2 separate regions of the Homo sapiens genome follow, and region 1 is linked to region 2. The links are chromatin contacts, found by Hi-C or POLR2A ChIA-PET in ENCODE. All regions are on one chromosome and are shown on one strand. The core of a region is the stretch at or near the end of the contact, and the rest is flanking DNA. Distances in the headings are between cores, read along the strand shown.

The links. A loop is a pair of places that touch in the nucleus more often than their neighbours do. ChIA-PET counts read pairs that join two places held with the same protein, here RNA polymerase II (POLR2A). Pooled maps may share reads with other maps.
Region 1: a map of naive thymus-derived CD4-positive, alpha-beta T cell shows a loop between it and region 2 (20-fold over the local background). The contact joins the promoter of ORC2 here to the promoter of C2orf69 in region 2. A Hi-C loop is called at or near these places in 1 of 168 maps with a recorded cell type or tissue (naive thymus-derived CD4-positive, alpha-beta T cell) and 6 of 50 pooled maps. POLR2A ChIA-PET finds 5 or more read pairs at or near these places in 2 of 52 experiments (Caco-2 and H1).

Annotation. Positions count from the first base shown.
Region 1 is chr2:200,960,826-200,966,527 of GRCh38, reverse strand. ORC2 (origin recognition complex subunit 2) reads left to right here and starts at 2,868. Exons shown (of 18, transcript NM_006190.5): 1 at 2,868-3,038. LOC105373835 (a long non-coding RNA gene) reads right to left here and starts at 3,096. Exons shown (of 3, transcript NR_187976.1): 1 at 2,898-3,096. RefSeq lists a silencer at 2,459-2,857 and an enhancer at 3,566-3,635.
Region 2 is chr2:199,906,230-199,912,568 of GRCh38, reverse strand. C2orf69 (chromosome 2 open reading frame 69) reads right to left here and starts at 1,276. Exons shown (of 2, transcript NM_153689.6): 1 at 798-1,276. The coding sequence starts at 1,130. LOC101927687 (a long non-coding RNA gene) reads left to right here and starts at 1,423. Exons shown (of 4, transcript XR_923766.4): 1 at 1,423-1,544; 2 at 3,397-3,466. RefSeq lists an enhancer at 955-1,144.

The sequences.
Region 1 (5,702 bases), core at 1,619-4,118, 1.1 Mb before region 2:
TGCTGGGATTATAGGCATGAGCCACCGCACCAGACCCATGCTGCTTTTAACGTATTCCTGAGACTACCACCTGGAGTTCTGTGAAAGGAATAGGCTTCTTACTGGCTTCCCCCTTTCAGGCCTGGATTCCAGCTAACCAACTTATGTTAACCTGTTTTTCTATTCTGTTAATTTTATGTTTACTAACTTCAATAAAAAATTCTGATTATTATTTTACTGGTATTTAAAAAGTCTTCAATTCACCCTGTTTCATAGATTAGATTTTTAAAAGCCAGTCCCTAAATTTCAAACTATTACCCAATTAGCTGCTTGTGCCTCTACTCTTATAGTATTGAGCTTCTATTTCCCCCTTTGGAACAGTCTACTTGCCCTGCGCAAAATTTCCGTGAATACATGGGGAGTTGCCATTTTATGGTCCCCTCTGACTTCAGCTTCCTGCTGCTCCTAAATCCTGTGTCTCCATTCTGAAGGTATGGCTCTTTGTTTTTATCTTAGTGTCAACCTAAAAGCAAAACTCAGCTCCTTCCCTCTATTTTCCACACATATACCATAAAAACTACATCCAAACCCACCACTCACACCAAGGCCTCTGTGGTCTGTAGAAGCCTTTTTTCAAGATGTGAGAAGGAGAGGAATGAAGGGGAGTTTACTGACATCATAGAAATATAAAAAAACAGCCAGGTGCAGTGGCTCACACCTGTAATCCCAACACTTTTGGAGGCCGAGATGAGTGGATCACTTGAGCTCTGGAGTTGGAGACCAGCCAGAGCAATATGGTGAAACCCCCACTCTACAAAAAATACAAAAATTAGCCGGGTATGGTGGTGTGCGCCTGCAGTCACAGCTACTCAGGAAGCTGAGGTGGGAGGTTTGGTTGAGAGCAGATAGTCGAGGCTGCAGTGAACAGTAATGTTGCCACTGCACTCCAGCCTGGGCGGCAGAGGGAGACTGCATCTCAAAAAAAAAAAATTATATATATAAAAAACACACATAAGTTGAACATATCTATTCAACATTCCTAGATCTTCATCTTTTTTTCAAATTTCTTTTCTTTTTTAAGAAATGGGGTCTCGATGTGTTGCCCAGGCTGGAGTGCAGTGGCTATTCACAAGTGAGATCACTGCTCACTGCATCCTGGAACTCTGGGATGCAAACAATCTTCCTTTTCTCAGCCTCACAAGTAGCTGGGATTACAGGTGTGTGTGCTGGGCTAGTCATCTTCACATTTTTAAACACTCTTCAAACACATCATTGTTAACTGTTGAGCTATGTTCTCTTTATCTTCTGTCTCTAGTCACTCCCCAAATTCTTATTTATAATGCACAAAAAATTGCCTTTCTCTTCCATTTTCTTAACTCCACCTAGCCAAAATGGAATAATGAGGTATCAAGGCTATGATCATTTCTTTCTCAACTGGATTTCCTAAACAGCTCCCAAATCTTGTGACTCTATATCTTCCCTCCCAATCCTACCTCCTTTATCCAAAGATCTTTCAATACAAATCTGACCAGTGCCCTAAGGGCCAACTAAGCCCTTCATAATAACAGACCCAATGCTTGGCATTTTACACAGCTGTTACACGGATTTGGACCTTCTACCTGGAAAATTTTACCCCTCTTGGCCTGTTTTAAATCTATTCAACACAGGGGTTTCAGTTTAAACATCTCTTCCTCCTAGAAAATTGTTCCTGACTCCTTCTGGGCTTTTAATTAGCTACTCCTACCATGTGCTCCAATGCACTTCCCATATCATGGTATTTTTCTCAATATTGTCCGTTCAATATCTTCACGTGCTAGGTAACTACAGTGAATGCAGAGATCGTAGTTGTCTCGCTCGATAATGAATACTTATCTTCTGTTCGCAGAGTACTCTGTAGTTTTGTTTTGAGTAAGTGAATCCAAATGAAACAATACCCTGTTCTTAATACTGTATGGATCCCATCCAGGTTCATTCCTTTTCTTCCTCATTTTCTCTGTCTTGTCTTTTTTATATTTTGGATAGTTGAAGTCAATCATTTTCTCTGTCTATTCATTCTATTTCCCCAGCCTCTTCATCCCACTAGCCGTCCGATCCCATCTCCATATTCAGTGCTTCTCCTAACGTCTCTTCTTCTCCCTACCCCAAACCCTGGAGATGTACAAGATCCTACCTTTCACGCCAAATGAAGAAAATCTTTAAAAAAGAAATGCGAATCAATTTCCATTACCTTTTTCTTCAAAAGGTAGCTGGGAAACCAATGAACACTTTTTTTTTTTTTTTTTTTTTTTTTTGAGACGGAGTTTCGCTCTTGTTGCCCAGGCTGGAATGCAATGGCTCGATCTCGGCTCACTGCAACGTCCGCCTCCCGGGTTCAAGCGTTTCTCCTGCCTCAGCCTCCCGAGTAGCTAGTATTACAGGCATGCGCCACCACGCCCGGCTAATTTTGTATTTTTAGGAGAGACGGGGTTTCTCCATGTCGGTCAGACTGGTCTCGAGCTCCCGACCTCAGGTGATTCGCCCGCCTCGGCCTCCCAAGGTGCTGGGATTAGAGGCGTGAGACACTGCGCCCGACCCCAAAGAACACTTTTTAAAGATTGCTACAAGACAAACAGCTACCACTCAGCCAGCTACTGTGCAAACTTCCTCAGATCCAAACAACACTTCCTTTTCCCTTCCCCGGAAACGGAAAGAAGAAAGGAAAGGTAAGGCCCACAACTCAGGGCCCAAGAATCCGTTTTCCTCAGGTTTCCTGATGGGCGGGGCCGAATGGCCGGCGCCGACTGGACGGCAGAGCCGTCGCTCTTGGCCGACTCCTCTTCCTATTGGCTTCCTCGGGCACCGCCCCCTGAACAGGGCGGGAGATTCGGTGTGCCGCACGCAGGCTTCCCATCCCCCAGCTGGCCTCCGGTGCTCCTTACCTCCCCGGTGGTCGGGCGCGAATTACTGGAAATTGGCTTTTCCCGTTGGGGCCGAAGGTACCTTCCCTGCGGCGGCGACTCAGCGGGGTGTCGTTCGGCCGGCGTGACGCAGCCGGATCGGCGCCAGACGGAAACCTAGCGGTGAGTAGTGGGGTGTCGGGGCAGCCTGCCTCCCTTTTCTGCTTAGCTCGCGGCGTGTGAGGTGCGTCCAGGTGCACCCAGCCCCGCGTCGGAGCTTGGCCCCTAGCGTCCCAAGTCGCGCATCTCAGGACTTTCCCTCGGCACTTGGGGCATGGTCTTTGCGCCTCGCTGCCCCCCGCAGGCTGCCCGGGGGCTCGAGAACCCTTACTGGTGGAGCGCAGCCAACTGGCCAGAGGCTGGAGGCGCAGGCCAAAGTCCTTTAAGACTTGAGGTGAGAGGCTCACTCTGGGAGGACCTTTCGTTAGTCTGCCCCGCAGTTATAGGCCTTTTGTGCAAGGGACGCCTGATACTAACCTACCTGATTCCCAGCTTACGAAGCCCTCTGGTTGGAAAAGGAGAACTGTGAAGATGTGTAACGACAGTGGTAAAGTGCCCTGTGAGGTATGAAGAGGAAGAGATCGCGTCCCAGAACCACTGTAGCTAGAACCTTTGATGTCATCCCAGCCTGGAGGCACCAATGTGTCCTGCCAGCTAACTGATCGGTCACCTTGGAGCCATGCTTGGCTGTAAAATGTTGATAAGCCAGGCTCTTTTGGTAGAGCTTTTTAATTAAAAAGATGTTGAGACGTTACTTTTCATTTTACAATTGAAATCCTAATAGAATCATTACACTTTCCCGCAGTTAAATTGCAATCTGAAGAAAAATAGCACGGCCCTACACCGTTATATAAGGGCACTGCACGTTAAACGGACATCATCACTTATTGAGCAGTTTTTCTGTTAGATGTTGAATGAGTTAGAGATGTACAAGAGATCTGCATGGTTAAGTTGAAGTTTAAAGTAAAAATATCTCAGTGCACTGCAGTAAGGAGCTAAAAAAGAAAAAGGTTAAAGTAAAAATACCGATAATTGGGAGCATTCAGTGATGCTCTTTTATATATCAGGCACATCATTTCATTTAATCGTCAGGACTTTGGACAAAGTCACACAGTTATAAAGTATGGAGTGGAGATTGGAACTCAGGTTTCTCCAATATTAAAATTGGTGTTTAACCACTAATCTATCCAACCTTCTTTTTCAAAGGATTATGTTTTTAAAAATTACAGCAAATCTTTTATTTGTTTTCAAAGGAGAGTGTGTTGCTACCACTTGGTGCAATGCTAACACTTGGTGCTGCAGAATTGCCTTGAAGTAACTCCTTGAAAGGGGTTGGCCTATAAGCACCAAGGCAGTGCCTTGAGGGGTCATAATGGTCACTAAATATTGCATTTTATTGTGTGATTGTTAGGTTTTTTTGTTCGTTTGTTTTTCAGGAACTGTTGGAAAGCAAAGAAGGAAACGTTTCTCATGAGGTCTTTGTAGACATTTTCTTTAATTTGGTGATTTTGTACTATTTAATAAGATGCTCCAAAATTAGAAAAGGAAATGTTTGTATAAATGCACTTGGCTACAAACAAGTCTCAGGCTGCCTCTCTCCAGGCAATTCTTGTGTAGAATACCATAGGGAAATTGCCTAGGACAATACTCAGTTGCCTAGAATATTTGTTTTTAAATTTTCCTAGAAAATCTTGTCCCCACATCCCCAAGAACAACTAAACTTTTGCCAATAAGAATTACGTAACCGACCTTTACTTGCTTTTTGCTTTGATTGCCAGGAAGCTCAGAGCCAAAAATTCATTGTGTGATTTTATTTTCTGCTTTCCTTTATATTTTTTCTGATGCAGACTCCCTATTAGCATTTATAAATTATAATTTGTTTTATTGCATTTGCTCATTGTCACTGCTTCAAATCCTTTGTAGTACACAGCAGTGTATAATTAAGTAAAATAATGTAGATTATGCTGACTCTGGCCATGCTCTTTGAAGTATGCTTGATAGAACTAGTGATGTTTCACCCAATGAACTGGAAAGTTAGAGAAACTTTCCAGTTTGGACATTCTATAGTTACCTGCTATAGAATACCCTAACCCTAATTGACATGTAGAGAAATAATTAGACCTATTATGAATGGTTTTCAGAGGTCAAAACAAGCATTTAGCGTCCAGCACAGTGGTTCACACCTGCAGTCCCAGCACTTGGGGAGGCTGAGGTGGGCAGATTGCTTGAGCTCAGGCCAGCCTGGGCAACATGGGGAAACCCCGTCTCTACAAAAAAATACAAAAATTAGCAAGGCTTGGCATTGCACGCCTGTAGTCCCACCTGTTCAGGAGGCTGAGGTGAGATGTTGCAGTGAGCTGAGATCGCACCACTGCACTCCAGCCTGGGTGACAGAGCTGAATGACCCTGTTTCAAAAAACAAACCCCACAAAAACAAAAAACCCAAAACAACAAAAAAACCAAGCATTTATGATAACATTTTTATTTGATGGCAGGAGAGGTATGTGGTGTAATAGAGTGGTCAGGAAGTTAGGAATCTGCCAGGTGCAGTGGCTTACACCTGTAATCCCAACACTTTGGGAGGCTGAGGTGGGCCAATCACGAGTTCAAGAGATCGACACCATCCTGGCCGACATGGTGAAACCCCATCTCTACTAAAAATGCAAAAATTAGCTGGGTGTGGTGGTGCACACCTGTAGTCCCAGCTACTCGGGAGGCTGAGGCAGGAGGATCTCTTGAACCCAGGAGGCGGAGGTTGCAGTGAGCTGAAACTGAGCCTCTGCACTC
Region 2 (6,339 bases), core at 27-2,526:
GCTATATATCTGTGCTGTCCAATACAGCACACGCAAGCCATCTGTAGCTACTGAGCACTTGAAATGCAGCTAATATGAATAACTGGATTTTTAGTTTTATTTAATTTTAATTAATTCAGATAGCCATATATGGCTAATGGCTACCATATTAGATAATGCAACGTTAGATTAAGACCCAGTTTTCAGGGCAACATAACCACGGATATTTACCTGCAGCTATAAAATAATAAACATAACATGCAAAAGCAAAAGTACAAAAGAGGTGAGCATCAAAACATTGACATGCTTAATAATTATTGTCCCTTTTCTTCCACCCATCCCCACTCTTTTTTAGGGTTACTGGATGTCATACCTTTGTAATGTTTGTTTGGTTTTTAATTACTGCCACCGTTTTCTAAACACTACGTGCTAACTTAATTTGAAAGCCATCGCTCTGTCCCCTGCCCAACACACACACACGGTCCTCTGAGAAACCAAATTATAGAATAAATATACAAGATGCGTGTCACTCCCTGTCTCAAATTCCGCCTCTTGGAAACCTGGACCGACAGCTGGCTCTTTCGAGATCGTAGCCCTCGTCGGACACCTTCCCCATGGGGTTCTATGGACAAAGGGCGCCAAGGGCGTGGAAGGCACGGTTTTGGATTTCGTGGAGTAGAGGAAGAGCCACCCTCAGTGAATGTGTGGGTGTGTTCAGGCAAGGAAAGGAACCAGGCAGCAGCCACGAGGGAAGAATCAGTGACCGCGTACGTATACACGAGAGGAAGGAACAGATACCCAGGCAGGCCCCGAGTTACCTGCACATCCCCAGGGAAATAGAGGACGTGATGCTGGGGCGGCGGCTGCGGCTCCTCCTTCGCTGGGTCCCCGGGGAGGTCCTGCCGCTCCAGTCCCTCCCCGGCCGCCGCCAACAGGAGCAATTCGTTGCTGCGCTGCGGATCGGCTCCAGGCACGGTGGAAAGCTGCAGGCACTGACGGCGGCGCACCTCGGCCGAGAGGGAGCATCGCGCGCCGCCGCTGCCGCCCGGGTTCATGGTTCTGGCCTGAGAGCAGGACGAGGCGTTTCCGATTCCGAGCTGCGGCAGCAGGAGCAGCAACGGCGGCGACCGCAGGAGCCTGAACCCCCACATGGGTCGCCGCCGCGAGAGCGGTTCGGAGGTGGAGGGTGGCGGAGGGGTTCCTGAGGGAGGGACTTCAGCAGGCGGCTCAGCCGGCGGCTCAACGGTCGGCGGCCGCGGCCCGGCCGGGAGCCGGCGCTGAGGCGACGACGTCAGAGGCCGACGTCCGCGCGCAGCGTGCGTAAGGAAAGGAAGGGAGGGGTGTGGGCGAAATCGGTCTTGGGATCCCGGAGAAGACGGTGGGCGTGGCTTGAGGAAGGGCGTTTGTGATTGGTGGGTTCTGCCGCGGCCGGGAAGTTCGAACAGAAGTCTGGGGAAGAGCCGGCGAAGAGCAAAGAGATAATACAGTACTCCCAGCTATAGCAAGCGGCAGTTATGGAGCATGCGCAGCAGCAGGGGCGGCCGCAGGTCGCCGTTCAATAATACGTAATGTATAGACTTTTGAGTATACGAAGCTCCCTGTTTCTCTAGGTTCACCTGAGATTTATCTGGTCTTTCAGGGCTTAAAAGGGAGACATTCCCAAAGAAGATTCCGTGGGAAGTCTCCTACAAGCCCCGAAGGAAGGGAATCTCTCTCCTCATACCTTGAGTTTCCTGAGTACAATTATTATAGATATACGAAGATCTCTGTGCTCATGGAGAATTTGTGGTTAGATATGAAGCTAATTCATCTCTGTTTGGGAACAGGGTACATGATCTAGGACAGGAAAAAAACGGGGCGAGGCAGTACGCTTTACTTGGTGTTTTGCTATTTGGAGGTTTTCAAAAACTAAACAGTGTAGGAAAGTCATGTGTGTCCAGCAACTATCTGTGGCCAGTTGAGTAGGAATAAGATTTGGCGAAATGTATGCTCAGGCCTGTACTCCCAGCACTGTGGGAGGCCGAGGCGGAGGATCACTTGAGTCCAGCAGTTTGAAACCAGCCTGGGCAACATAGGGAGGCCTTGTCTCTACTAAATTTTTTTTTTTAATTAGCCGGGCGTGGTGGTGCATGCCTATAGTCCAAGCTACTGGGAGGGCTGAGATGGGAGATTGGATCGCTTGAGCCCAGGAGTTGTATGCTGCAATGAGTTGTGATCCCACCACTGCACTCCAGCCTGGGCAACAGAAGCAGACCCTGTCTCAAAAAATAAACCAAAAACAAACAAAACAGGGAAATGTGTGCGAGCGAGGATGAGATCCAAGTACTTGTGAGACAAAGCACTGTAAAGAGAATAATTAATGAAAATTACAAAAAACTACAGCCAACATTTGTTGAGGGTTTACTATAGGCCAGAAATCTAAGCACTTTATATATAATTGTTCGGAGTTTATATATGTGTATTTAAGCACACATACTGTTTTCTTTGGTCTACATATGCAAATAATAACAAATGGCTTGGAGTAGGAACATAAATGAGCAAATGATAAAATATGATTTATATATATGTATAGACTTGGTGACTTAGTATGCTAACCTACTCTGGTCTAAATTGTTGCATTCCATCTGACATCAAAATATTGTTATCAATCAAAAATTATTCAATTAATTACTAAGGAAATCTGCCGCTTTCTAAAATAACTGGTTAAAAACAAGTAGAGGTTAGTTATACAATAATTAGTATATAATGACATTTAGGCAACCTGACGTCACTCTGTTTTGCCAATTGCAAACATGTTACTTTCCATTGTTAGATAGAGGATTGCTGAAATGTTATCTAAAAGTCCAAACATGTACATGAATTGCAAATGCAGCTTTTGATTTGTGGTCTTGTTTTTAGCTTGACCTTATAATGAAATCTATTTTTATTTTTAAGTTTATTTTTTTAAGACAAGATCTTGCTTTGTCACCCAGGCTGGAGTGCAGTGGCACAATCTCGGCTCACTGCAATCTCTGCCCCCCAGATTCAAGCGATTCACTTGCCTCAGCCTCCCTAGTAGCTGAGATCACAGGCATGTGCCACCACGCCCGGCTAATTTTTGTATTTTTTTAATAGAGACAGGGTTTCTCCATGTTGACCATGCTGGTTGCGAACTCCTTACTTCAGGTGATCTACCCGCCTCGGCCTCCCAAAGTGCTGGGATTACAGGCAGGAGCCACCATGCCCTGCCTTAATGAAATCTATTCTTATTGAAGAGAGTGGAGAATGTGTTTTATAAGGAAAATTGTAGCAAATATTAAATGCCACAAAGTTGTCTCAGTATCGCTAAGATAATTAAGGTCTTTGAGAAATACAAGTAAGAATTTAAAGAGTAGAGTAAAGAAACAGACTAAAGTAAGCACAAATGTTTCCTTACAGTCAAGGGATTTGTACAGCCCTGTAGGAGACACCTCCAGAGAAAGTAACAGCTCTCAATTGATTAGCTGAGGTATGTATGTCATTTATGGCAAGTCATTGCCGTTGCAATTCCTTCTCACAGGTCCCCTTGATATTACTGTAATACCTGTTTTCTGTCTCCATCCCCTCTGTCTTCTAGGAGACCGATTTTGTAAATCACTACTTTTCTAACAACACTGGCACAGATGGCCAAGCATTCTCCCTTTTCTCAGAGCTGGTTTTCCATCCCGGAAAGAGGTCTTACATATACAAAGTTACTCTAATCAGTTGTGTGAGTTTTCTCTTCTCTAACTGATAGGGTTCTGCACAGGGATTATATTAATGCTTATAGTGTCCAAAAGGCTATAGCTCACCTCTGGACTCTTGAGAGTTCTCAAGGGATCCTGCTGAGCTCTCAGACCTTTTTAATGCTATTCAATATAATAGAAAAGTTGCAAAATTGGAAGGAATCTGAGAAAGGCTAATTTACAATGGAAAGGACAGCATTAAAAGGCACAAACTCCAATATCTACAGGGGCCAGGTCTATATTATAAATAGTAAAATTGGCCACAAATAAACAATAGGGAATGTAAACACTGGCAAACTAGAGAGATGTCATATTTGAAGAAGGCAGTCACTATTCACTGCTAGCCAGTTGTAAAATGAAGGCAACATTTTGCCAAACCTTCAAACTTGTTAAGAGATTTCTCGACACAAATCAGATACAGATTTTTATGTTTCATTTGCCAACTTGTAAATGTTGACAACTAATTAAATTTGCTTGTAAAACACCGTATTAAATTAAATGCACACATAGGCCATATTTGGCCTAGGGGCCACAAATGTGCAGCTTCTCTACTGAAAGGTGAAATGGGTGGATACAGGAAGGCAGGAGATGGGGGAAAAAAATAGACAAGACAAAAAAGTCCGGGCACAGTGGCTCACACCTGTAATCTCAGCACTTTGGGAGGCCGAGGCAGGCGGATCACTTGAGGTCAGGAGTTCGAGACCAGCCTGGCCAACATGGTGAAACCCTGTCTCTACTAAAAATACAAAAATTAGCCAAACATGGTGGTGGGCACCTGTAATCCCAGCTACTCGGGAGGCTGAGGCAGGAGAATCACTTGAACCCGGGAGGCGGAGGTTGCAGTGAGCCAAAATTGAGCCACTGAACTCTATCCTGGGCAACACCGTAAGAGTCTGTCTTTAAAAAAAAAAAAAAAAAAGCGGGGGGGTGGGGGTGGGCGAGCAGCAAAAGCCCTTAAATGTGGCTTTCTGTGAGCAGTTGAGAGGGAGAGGAGTGGGGAAATGATTTTGAGAAGTTCTGTGAGATTTTAATTGGATCCCATTTGATGTTCTTTAAGAGATTGAAAAGTTTTAGTTTTAAAAAATTATTCTTGGTTTTGAATAGGTATTTTTTTGTGTTTTAATAAGCTTGTTTGCCAAAACTGGGCCTTGAGAGGAACAGGCTTCATATGAGGTATGCCACTCTAGCATGTAATTTGGCCCCCAAAGTGCTTGATAAAATAAAAATTAGAGAATAGAGCCATTTGGGGATTTGAAAGCTTATTCTTTGGCTAGTTTCACCAGCTAAGCAACACCATGTACCCTGTTCCTGTGGTATATAATTTATTAGACACCTACTTCCTCAAAATGCAAATCACTACATGTCAAGACCTTACAGATTATCTTTACCACTCAATGAATCCTCAAATGCAATAATTAGCTAAAAATACTTGCATATATTGTACTTTACTCAATGTTAAAGGGTAGAAAAAATTGAATCAATTCAAAATACAGCAAATCCTTAACAAAATATTAACAAGCTGATATGGTTTGGCTCTGTGTCCTCACCTAAATCTCATCTCAAATTATAATCCCCACATGTCAAGGGAAGGAGGTGATTGGATCACAGGGGCGGTTCCTCCATGGTGTTCTTGTGATAGTGAGTGAGTTCTCACGAGATCTTATGGTTTTATAAGTGTTTGACAGTTCTTCCTTCACACACTTCTCTCACTTCTGCTGCCTTGTGAAGCAGGTGGCTGCTTTCCCTTCTGCCATGATTATAAGTTTCCTGAGCCCTCTGCAGCCATGCAGAACTATGAGTCAATTAAACCTCTTTCCTTTATAAATTACCCAGTCTTGTGTATTTATTTATAGCAGTGCAAGAATGGACTAATACACAAGCCAAATCCAGCAACATATGAAAAGAATTATACACCATAAAAATGTGGGATTATCCCAGGAATGCAAAGTTGGTTTTTAATCTCTGAAAATCTATTAACATTATATACCATATCAATATAATAAAAAACAAAAATGACATAATCATCTTAATGGGCACAGAAAAAGCATTTGACAAAATCTAACACTCATGATTAAAAACACTCAACAAACTAAGAGTTGAAGGGAACTTCCTCAGCCTAATAAAGGGCATTATGAAAAACCCAACTAACATACTTAACGATAAATGACTGAATGTTTTCCCCCTAAGAATAGGAAAAAAATAAAGATGTTTACTCTTGCTACTTCTAATCAATATCATCCTGGAAGTTCTACCCAAGGCAATTAGGCAAGAAAAAGAAATAAAAGCTGTGTAGATTGGGAAGGAAGAAGTAAAGCCATGCAGATGACATGATCTTGAATATAGAAAATCCTAAGGAATCCACTAAAAAATTATTATAAATAATACACAGGTTCAGCAGGATGCAAAATCAATACAACAGTCATGTTTGTATATGCTAGCAATAAAAATACAACAATTCCATTTACATTAGCATCAAAAGATACTTAGGAATAAATTTAAAGAAATGCAAAATTATATAGTGAAAGCTACAAAACATTATTCAAAGAAATTTGAAAAGACCTCCCATATTAAATGGGAGGAAATGGAAAGATCTCCCATATTCATGGATCAGAAGACT